Regions from separate parts of the Homo sapiens genome. Here region 2 is linked to region 1. Evidence: chromatin contacts called from ENCODE Hi-C or POLR2A ChIA-PET data. All regions are on one chromosome and are shown on one strand. The core of a region is the stretch at or near the end of the contact, and the rest is flanking DNA. Distances in the headings are between cores, read along the strand shown.

Evidence for each region. Hi-C counts contacts between places; a loop is a spot of excess contacts on that map. ChIA-PET counts read pairs that join two places held with the same protein, here RNA polymerase II (POLR2A). Pooled maps may share reads with other maps.
Region 2: a map of aorta shows a loop between it and region 1 (2.2-fold over the local background). The contact joins two enhancer-like sites. A Hi-C loop is called at or near these places in 6 of 168 maps with a recorded cell type or tissue (Calu3, aorta, ascending aorta and 3 more), 20 of 37 single-sample maps with no recorded cell type and 17 of 50 pooled maps. POLR2A ChIA-PET finds 5 or more read pairs at or near these places in 9 of 52 experiments (A673, GM12878, K562 and 6 more).

What each region holds. Positions count from the first base shown.
Region 1 is chr10:3,621,752-3,626,518 of GRCh38, forward strand. The region is part of intron 1 of LOC105376360 (a long non-coding RNA gene); the gene reads left to right. Among named protein-coding and RNA genes, the nearest start is that of LINC02669, 120 kb to the left of the region's middle. Within about 2 kb of position 2,185, at least 7 of the 41 ENCODE cell types and tissues checked have a DNase peak (open chromatin) inside an H3K27ac peak, as active enhancers do; they include PC-9, where a contact is called at or near this core.
Region 2 is chr10:3,738,588-3,743,354 of GRCh38, forward strand. The region is part of intron 1 of LOC105376360 (a long non-coding RNA gene); the gene reads left to right. Among named protein-coding and RNA genes, the nearest start is that of KLF6, 44 kb to the right of the region's middle. RefSeq lists enhancers at 983-2,182, 3,756-3,895. Within about 2 kb of position 1,969, at least 6 of the 41 ENCODE cell types and tissues checked have a DNase peak (open chromatin) inside an H3K27ac peak, as active enhancers do; they include PC-9, where a contact is called at or near this core.

The sequences.
Region 1 (4,767 bases), core at 935-3,434:
AAGATTTAGGGGAAAAAAAAAGGAAATTCAGACAAAAGTAGTTTTTCAAGCTGAGTCCTCAAAGCAACAAGTAGTAGCATCGTCTGATCACTTAGCAATAAGTTCCTGTAGCTCCTTTTGCACCAGGTAGTCAAGTAGGGACAACTGGTACTGCCAGGGACCAGGCTACATTTGGGGAGCTGACAAGAGCAGCATCAGAGTAGGCTTTAGTGAGGAAGCTCATTGGGTTCATGGCATGCAGCCCATGAAAGGGATGAAGCAAGAGGACCCCCTGGTCAGGGCAGGGCATCCATCACGTTGGGAAGAGCAGCCAGTGCAGGGTCAGGCTGGTGAACGGAGGGGACGGGCCAAACGTGAATCTCAAAGCAGAAGCAAATACAGGCAGGTGCAAACCCAAGCGCTGTGCTCGGCCTCCTCAATGTGGATTGCAAAACAACAGTATTTACTGGGGCTTGCTATAGACAAGACACTCTGCTAGGGGAAGGGGATACGTAGAGGCAACAAGACAAAATGCCTACCTTACAGAGAGGGTATGGACTAATTGATATGCTGCATAATGACCATTCATCAATGAAGGACCGCATATTCTATGGTAGTCCCATAAGATTCTAATACCATATTTTTACTGTATCTTTTACGTGTTTAGTATGTTTAGATACACCAATACCATTGTGTTCCAATTGCCTACAGTATTCAGCACAGTCATATGCCATCCAGGTTTGCAGCCTAGGGGCACAGGCTACATCATACAGCCTAGGCGTATAGTAGGCTATGCCATCTACATGTGTGTAAGGACACTCTATGATGTTCACACAATGACAAAATCACCTAATAGCACATTTCCCAGAACATGTCCCCAACATTAAGCAATGAATGACTGTAGCTGAAAAGGGTAATTTAACAACGGAAAGCAGTGGGTGGCAGTCAAGAGTTCTAAGAAGTCCAAGGTGAAAGTGCTCTGTGAATAGATTGCTGGTCTCCTATTTTGCTTTTTGAGCCCATCTGTGCTGTGCTTTTGGAAAAATGTTGTCAGTCCTAACCTCCAACACTCTCAGTGCATTTGGAGCAATACACTTCTGGTGAACAGAGAAAATACCATATTCTGCAAGTGAGATTTTTTGTCTCCATTCTGTGGTTATTCTTTATCCAACAAAATGAAGTTTTAGAATTTAAGTTAATGAACATTTATTGTGGACCTAGCTTACAGAGTAAAGGGACAGATGAGTAAAAGAGTCTTTGCCCTCAAGAGTTATGAAACCTGAATCACAAGAGAAGTATAAAAAGGGACTACCAGAGAGTTCAGATGAAATGAGGTGCATAATGAATGTGCCTTCAGTGGGGCACAGATGGAGTTATGTGGGAGGGCATGGGGAAACTCTTAATGCAGGAGTTGGCCTTCAGATGATCCTTCAAGTGGGATGGTCATTAGAAGGAGAAGAGATCCCCAAGGATGAGCAATGCCAGTATCTGAGGCCAGATGGCCCGGAAAGGCTGGTGCTAGGGGGAGCAGCAGTCACTCTGTTTGTCAGAGCCCAGGAGCTCTTGTACAGAGGCAATGGCTGCACCAGCTGGTGGAACTACATTGCAGGAAACCTCCAAAGCCACACAGGGTTCATCTGCTTTTCAAAAGGCAAAAAAGGACTGGTGGGAAGTTTCTGAGCCAGAAGGAGACAATATCAGTTATATCTAAACCAAAATATTTTTAACTTGGTGCAAGGTTTCTAGATAAATCAGGGAACTGGATAATGAGTCAGAAAGAGTGCCAGGAGGATGTCAGCATCGCAGAGGTGCTCCCTGCTAACATCACATCCTGCACTCAATTTTTTTTTTCTTTAAATCACTGCTCGGGTTGTGTGGCATGTAATGAGAATGGTAAAATGCTTTGTTCTTATTACTGTAATTTCAATAACAAATATGGAAAGAAACAACGAAATGGCCTACACAATAAAAATAATTGTTAACCCATTTTACTAGCTCTGTGGCTAAATTATATTTTTATAAATTACAGTTCCAGTGGAGGCAAATGTGCTCGCAAGTTCCTTGTTAACAAGGTCACCAGTATAATTTGAATATTTTCCACAGCTGTTGCTCTCACACCTAAAGAGGGAAACAGCTCCAGCTATGTAGGGCAAGTGAACGAGAATGCTAATGAGTCTAACAGATTGGTTCAAAATAGAAGCATAAACCTTCAATTCATGAGGACACAACCGTTACGAAACCAAAGCCGAGGAGCTGGTCTGTGTTGAGGAATTCAACACTGCAACATCGTTCGAATATTTGACATAGTTCTTGACCCAGGCTTGGCAAAATTTGTCCACTATAAATAGAGGAAGGAGGGAAAAGTTTATGAGAGACCATATAATTCCATAAACATGAATTTCACTCTTAGAAGAATCCATAAAGAATACTTTGAAAACATGCTTTGTGAACGCTCTTTCACTGAATTACTGTGTAAAGCGTTTTGGCAGCAGTATCATGTTCTATACAGCAGAGCTAAAATTGCAAATTCACAATGATACAAGTGATATTAGGTAATTAAGACAATAAAGATTTATTTGATGATAAGAATCAATGGCTTGATTTACCAAATCAATTGGTTTACTATTTTGTTTGTTTAAGTGGAGATGAAGTAAACTTCCATCACAGTCCTTAATGATAAATCTTTATTGTTGCTGCTCTTTTCCATTCTATCTGCGTTGAGAAACTAGTTTTTGGAACTCGCTGTAAGAGCTGTAGAATGGGAACAGGCTGAACCACTGAGTAAGAGGGAAACAGGTTTTGCACAAGACGACGTGCAAGTGGAGGATCTGACGTGGTTTGAAAAGCCGTGGGGCTTTGACTAACACACTGAGGCATGGAGGAAATGCCACCAAATTCCTACCAAAGCACACTCTGAACATCGACATTATACTAAAGCGAATAATAAATAAGGGGCAAGAACTTGCAGGCACTGCCCATTTGCATTAAAGTCTGACAAATTCCTGCTCCCAAAGAATTCCTCAGGAAATGCATTGAGATGATGATTCTCAGATCAATTCCCTAGCATTCAGGGGAAAAGTTTTTTAAAATCACAAAATTAAAAAACAATGTCTTTCAATACTCCAGGCACTGATTTGAGATGTTACACTTTTTGAAGCCAGACTCGGTACTTTTTGGTATATTGGGCTCAGAGTCTCACTGGTACTAAGCTTATTTGATGCTTTGGTGTGTTGGGCACAGAGCTTTCCCTGGTATGTAGCTTATTTGTAAGTTTCTATAAATTGTTGCAAGTCAGCTGTAGGAAAAGCAGGCATCTTGAGAAGTCCTGGTAATTATTCCAGAGCACTAGGCTTACATTAAAAAATAAAAAAAAAACTTAGCCCAGAGTGTTGTGAAAAAGACCAATGGAGATTATCATTTAGCTACCTAAGAAGAGTGTAAAGAAAACAAATTATTATCCTAAAATACTAGTGATGATTTACCTAATTAATCTTTGACAGCTTGAAATGTGTCCTCAGCAAACGGTAATGTGGTAGTGTGTGCTCAAGGAACACTAGATTAATGAAGCACAGATATAAAAATTGCATCTGTTAGATTATGTAATTCTCTCTGAGTAATTTTAATTACTGGGTATTTCAGGACCTTCCAAATCTTCTTAGAACAAAAATGTCTTATTTTATTTTTAAGAAAACTTACTTTGAGTTTTCCATCACGCTAAATATTTTACTCATCGAGACCTTTTTTAAATTATAAGACTTTTTTTTTCTTTCTTTGATTTTGGCAGCATGGGAGAAGGAAGGTAAATGAACATAGAGAAGTTATCTAACAATTTGTTTTCATTTAACATTCAACAAGGGAGAGATTTGTTTCCTCTCCAGATTTTAAGAGATTTAAATAAGGTCGTTTATGTTCAGCTCAGTTAAGCTACTGATGATCATTCTGTTCTCTTGGCAGTAAAGTGTCCTCAGCCTATTATTTCTTTAGAACAATAAAATAGCCCGGGCTGCCCAAGCCATCATCCTACAATGGGTAGAACCATGCATAGATTATTAGCTTGCAACCACACTTCTGCCTCTATTGGATCATGGCAAGGGGGCCTGACAGCATAGACCTGCTTCTTGATAGAACAAAAAAAGAAGGCTAGCCCGTTCACGACAAGATCATTTACTAAGAAAATATTCAATACTCAACAATTGCAAGTCTTGGGACATTTAGAAAATAAAATAGACTTACACTCCTTGAAGTCATCCCAGGAGAATTCTTCCGGTGAAGACTAAGGTGATCATTCAGCCCCTCGCTCGTTGGGGAGAGAGAGTTAAGTCACAACTGAGATGAGAACATTGGTCCATGGCATTGTGAAATGGATATGCGCGTTAGTATAAAGGGCATCACTTAGTTCATTTCCATCTGGCCAGTGTTTATTCTGTGCTTTTTGTATAAGGCGAGAGTGCAAAGAGGTATGACCAGTCCTCTAGGAATCCCTAGCCAGTAAAAAACTTTTGTCAAAACAGAGGAGAATTCCTCTTCTAGCAATGTCCATCTAGCTGGCTTCTGACTCACCTTCCAACTCAAAACAATGAGACATACTATGTGTTAAATGTATCAATATATACACACACACAATTAAAATCTGTTTGAAACTATAGGGCTCCCAAAGTAGAAACCTCAGATTTCACAATTAAGAAAACTGAACACCAGTTAAAATTTCAGTTTCAGATAAGCAATAGGTAATTTTTAGTTCATGTATGTTCCAAATATAGCATGGGACACGTGTCAAAAGTTATTAAT
Region 2 (4,767 bases), core at 719-3,218, 120 kb after region 1:
GTGTTAAAGAATAAAAATTCTTACATATGCAAGGAAGAATCAGAATGTGTATAACAAAAAAGCAATAGTCTTCATGTGTGATTATGAATTGTGAGATGTTTATTTTCTTCTTGTTCTCATCCACACTGTCTAATTTCTCTGTAAGAATGTTGATTACTTTCTAAGAAAACATAGTTTAATTGGCACCTTGGGGTTGTGGTGAAACAGGCATCCTGATGCCAGTATAATTGGCTACAGCCTTTCTTAAAAACAATTTTCAAATTCCTTTCACTATCCTTAAAAGATGACAGTGTTTTACATAGTGATTCCATTCCTGTTGATCTATCTTAAGGATATAATCAGAATATTGACTCAAGACTGTTGTTTTTCCAGAATTCTTTCAAATTGAAAAAAAAAATTTAAAAAGAAAAGAATATCTAAATAAATAAAGTATATCAATATAATGAACTATTGTGCAATCATTAGAATGATTTCTAAGTGTTTTTTACATAGTAACTTGTTATTGAACATTTAGTTTGAGTCATACGTTATATCAAAAGTTTCACCATGCATGAGTTCATTTGATTCTCTCAACAAACCTGTGAATTAATATTGTGACCATGATTAGTCACATGAGAAAACTGAGGATAAGAGAAAACTATAAGACTCTTATGTGACAAAATGTCTAAACAGAGTAACTATTTGAATCCAGCCCCTATGGATTTTGCTACTACTATCTGGAAATGATAAAGCAAAATCAGACACTACCAGTGATTTAATGCTAAGAGGAAAAAAAGTCATCACCTAAATTGTATCCTATTAAAATAGACATATAGGCATAGGAAGAAATAGAGCAAAACATTCATAGACACAATATGGGCATGGCAAGTTTTCAAATAATTTTTATTTTTTTAAAATTTTGTTCCTTTCTGTGTTTCTCAAATGTACTACAATGCACATGTATTATAAGAAGAAAAAAATAGACCGGGCACGGTGGCTCATGCCTGTAATCCCAGCACTTTGGGAGGCCGAGGTGGGCAGATCACGAGGTCAGGAGATGGAGACCATCCTGGCTAACACGGTGAAACCCTGCCTCTACTAAAAATACAAAAAATTAGCCGGGCGTGGCGGCGGATGCCTGTAGTCCCAGCTCCTCGGGAGGCTGAGGCAGGAGAATGGAGTGAACCCGGGAGGCAGAGCTTGCAGTGAGCCTAGATCGTGCCACTGCACTCCAACCTGGGTGACAGAGCAAGACTCCATCTCAAAGAAAAAAAAAAAAAAAGAAGAAGAAAAAAATAAGGTAGCTGTAAGTAACCAAAAAAATACATTTTCAAACGGGGGTTATTCTCATGTTTGGCATGTGTCATATAAACACTAAACAGTGCTAGAATAATGGGTAACTTGACTTTATACACACTGTGCTTTATCATAATTCTGCAGAAAATGATACAAAATATATCACTTGACTTAGAATATGAAGGTCAATATATTTTGTAATTAGGTATTTGACAAATGCTTTCCTGTAAGAGCTCCTCGCTTTATAAATATGGACTCACTGATATCGATGATAAAATAAATATCAAAGTTTGTCATCCACAGGGGAAGGATGTTGAGATAAGATTTTCGTTTCACCCTTTACCCACTCATATGGTATGAGAGGAACCCCAGCAGAGCAGGAAGTTCAGGTAACATTACTCAGCATTACTCAGTCTCTTCTGAGCTGTTTCTTTCTCACTTGCTGTCTTACATCCTTCAGATATTACTTTTTACAAGACTTCAAACACTAATAAAATGATACACATTAGTAAAAGAGAAAAATCCATTATATAACCCTTCAGAATAGACTAAAGGAGCAGAGTCCATAAAAGCTGAATCATCCCATTGTGTAGGTCCCTACCAAAAACACTTGACTTATCAGCTGAGCCAGGAAACCTCATCTTCAGTACACATGAGATATCAGTAGCTGTTTCACAGGTTGGTCATCAAGGGAGGCATTTAGGTAAAGATTCGCATTCTGACTTTATCACTCACTAACTGGAGAATTGCAGCAAGTTACTCAAGCCCTTAATACCTCTGTTTTCTCAGTATTAGGAATGCAGAGTAATGTCTATTACATAGGGCAGTTGTGAAATTTGGGCAAGAGAGTGTGTGTTAAATCCAGAGGCTGACACATAATTAAGTATTCAACTCAGTCAGCGAATGTGTTTACTAAGTGCCAAGTCACCCACTGAAATCAAACCTGTCCGTGGTGCCACAGATACAGCTGTAAGAATGCAGCCAAAACCCTGTCCTCCGCCAGCTCATATTTTAGTGATCCTTATTGTACAGGTCTTGAATTTGACCAATCAGCAGACATAGTGGTTTTTGTTATAATAAAATCTAGATTAAACATATTTATTGGATAATTTTTAAATCTTCAGAAAAAGATTCACAAAATAATATTTTATATTGCAATGTATATTTTTACTTGATTGGTAAAATTAAGATCTTTAATCCACTTTTCTTTCTTTTTTTTTTTTTTTTGAGATGGAGTCTCACTCTGTTGCCCCAGGTGCCCCAGGCTGGACTGCAGTGGCACGACCTCGGCTCACTGCAAGCTCCACCTCCCCGGTTCAGGTCATTCTCCTGCCTCAGCCTCCCGAGTAGCTGGGACTATAGGCACCCAACAACACACCTAGCTAATTTTTTGTATTTTTAGTAGAAACAGGGTTTCCCCGTGTCAGTCAGGTTGGTCTCGATCTCCTGACCTTGCGATCTGCCCACGTCGGCCTCCCAAAGTGCTGGGATTACAGGTGTGAGCCACTGTGCCCGGCTAATCCACTTTTCAGAAAGACTTTTTTGATAGTTAATTTTATGTCAACTTGACTGGGCAAAGGGATGCCCAGATAGCTGGTAAAAGTCCATTCCCAGGTGTGTTTTTGGAAGAGATTTGCATTTCATTTGACTTGATGGGATTGATTTTTGAATTGGTGAATGGAGGTAAAGAAGACCCACCCTCGCCAATGTGGGCATAATCCAGTTCTTTTGTAACCTCCCAGCGGGTTCACCTTGTTCGCTGCTTAGACAGAACCGATTTATCAAGACAGGGGAAATGCAATGGAGAAAGAGTAGTTCACACAGAGCCAGCTGTGTGGAAGCTGGAGTTTTATTATTACTCAAATCAGTCTCCCCGAACATTTGGAGATCAGAGTTTTTGAAGATAATTTGGTGGGTGGGGAGGGGCAGTGAGTTGGGGAGTGCTGATTGGTTGGGTTGGAGATGAAATCATGGAGCATCACTGTCTTCTTGGGCTGAGTTAGCTCCTGGGTGGGGGTCACAAGATCAGATGGGCCAGTTTATCCATCTGTGTGGTGCCAGCTGCTTCATCAAGTGCAGGGTCTACAAAACATCTCAAGCACGGATTTTAGAAGCAGTTTAAAGAGGTTCAGAATCTCGTAGCCTCCAGCTGCATGACTCCTAAACCGTAATTACTAATCTTGTGGCTAATGTTAGTAGCCTAGTTCCCAGGCAAGAAGGAGGTTTGTTTTGGGAAAGGGCTGTTATTGTCTTTGTTTTAAACTGTAAACTATGAACTAAGTTTCTCCCAAAGTTAGTTCAGCCTATGACAAGAATGAACAAGGACAGCTTGGAGGTTAGAGGCAAGATGAAATTGGTTAAGTTGGATCTTTTTCACTGTCTCAGTCATAATTTTGCAAAGGCAGTTTCACTTTCAGAGCCCAAACAGTACAAAAAATGTAGCGGAAGGGTGAATTTTCTTTCTGTGTTGTAGCCAGGACATCCATCTTCTCCTGCCCTCACGTTGGGAGCTTCTGGTTCTTAGGTCTTCAGATTTGAACTTGGGACTTGGGACTGAGCCACACCACCAGCATTCCTGGCTCTGCAGCTTGCAGACAGCAGATTGTGAGACTTCTAGGTCCTCATAATCTCAGCAGCCACTTCCGTTAATCTCTATATATACATATACATATACATGTGTGTGTTCATGTATGTGTGTGTGTGTAGTCCATGTATGTGTGCGTGTGTGTATAGTAACACTTTTGTTACTCCATTTAACCTTGATTACATAACATTCACAAGCAAGTGTTTAAATACAATTCTTTTTTAATTTGAATTGTTTGGTATTTTGTGGGCCTTTTGGTTTAAAGGCTCATATTATTTAGCTTTAAACAATATTCTTGTTTCATTTATTTTATAATTTCTGTTTTTCCAAGTTTATTTTGCTCTAACTCCTGCTATTTTTTTGCCTTCAAGTTTCATATATACATTTTTTGTCATATATATGCATGTGTGTGTGTGTGTCCTTGAAGACAAGAAATATATACATATGGACCTTGAAGACAAGGACTACACACACACACACACACACATGCACACACACATGCACACATGCATGCACATTTTATGTATTTGCATCTATACATGCATAGAGAGCATATATATGTATATGTGTATATATACGTGTGTGTGTATATATGTGTGTGTTTATATGCGTGTGTGTGTCCTTGAAGACAAGCAATGCAGTTGTTGTTTACATGTCCTGTGCCTATCACAATGCATGGGATATGATATGCTTTCAGTAAAGCTTGCTGAACAAATGCATGAATGAATGGGTTAGCAAAAATATTTTAACCTGCCTAAAAGAAACCATAAAATTTATAATTTTTTAAAGCAAGACTGTCATGTATATATCAACAGATAAATGAAAATTTGTTAGAGAAAAAAGAAAAAGCCCAGAATGAGAATATTATGTTCTCTTTATCCAAACTAACTCCTGTAGATGTGAAACTT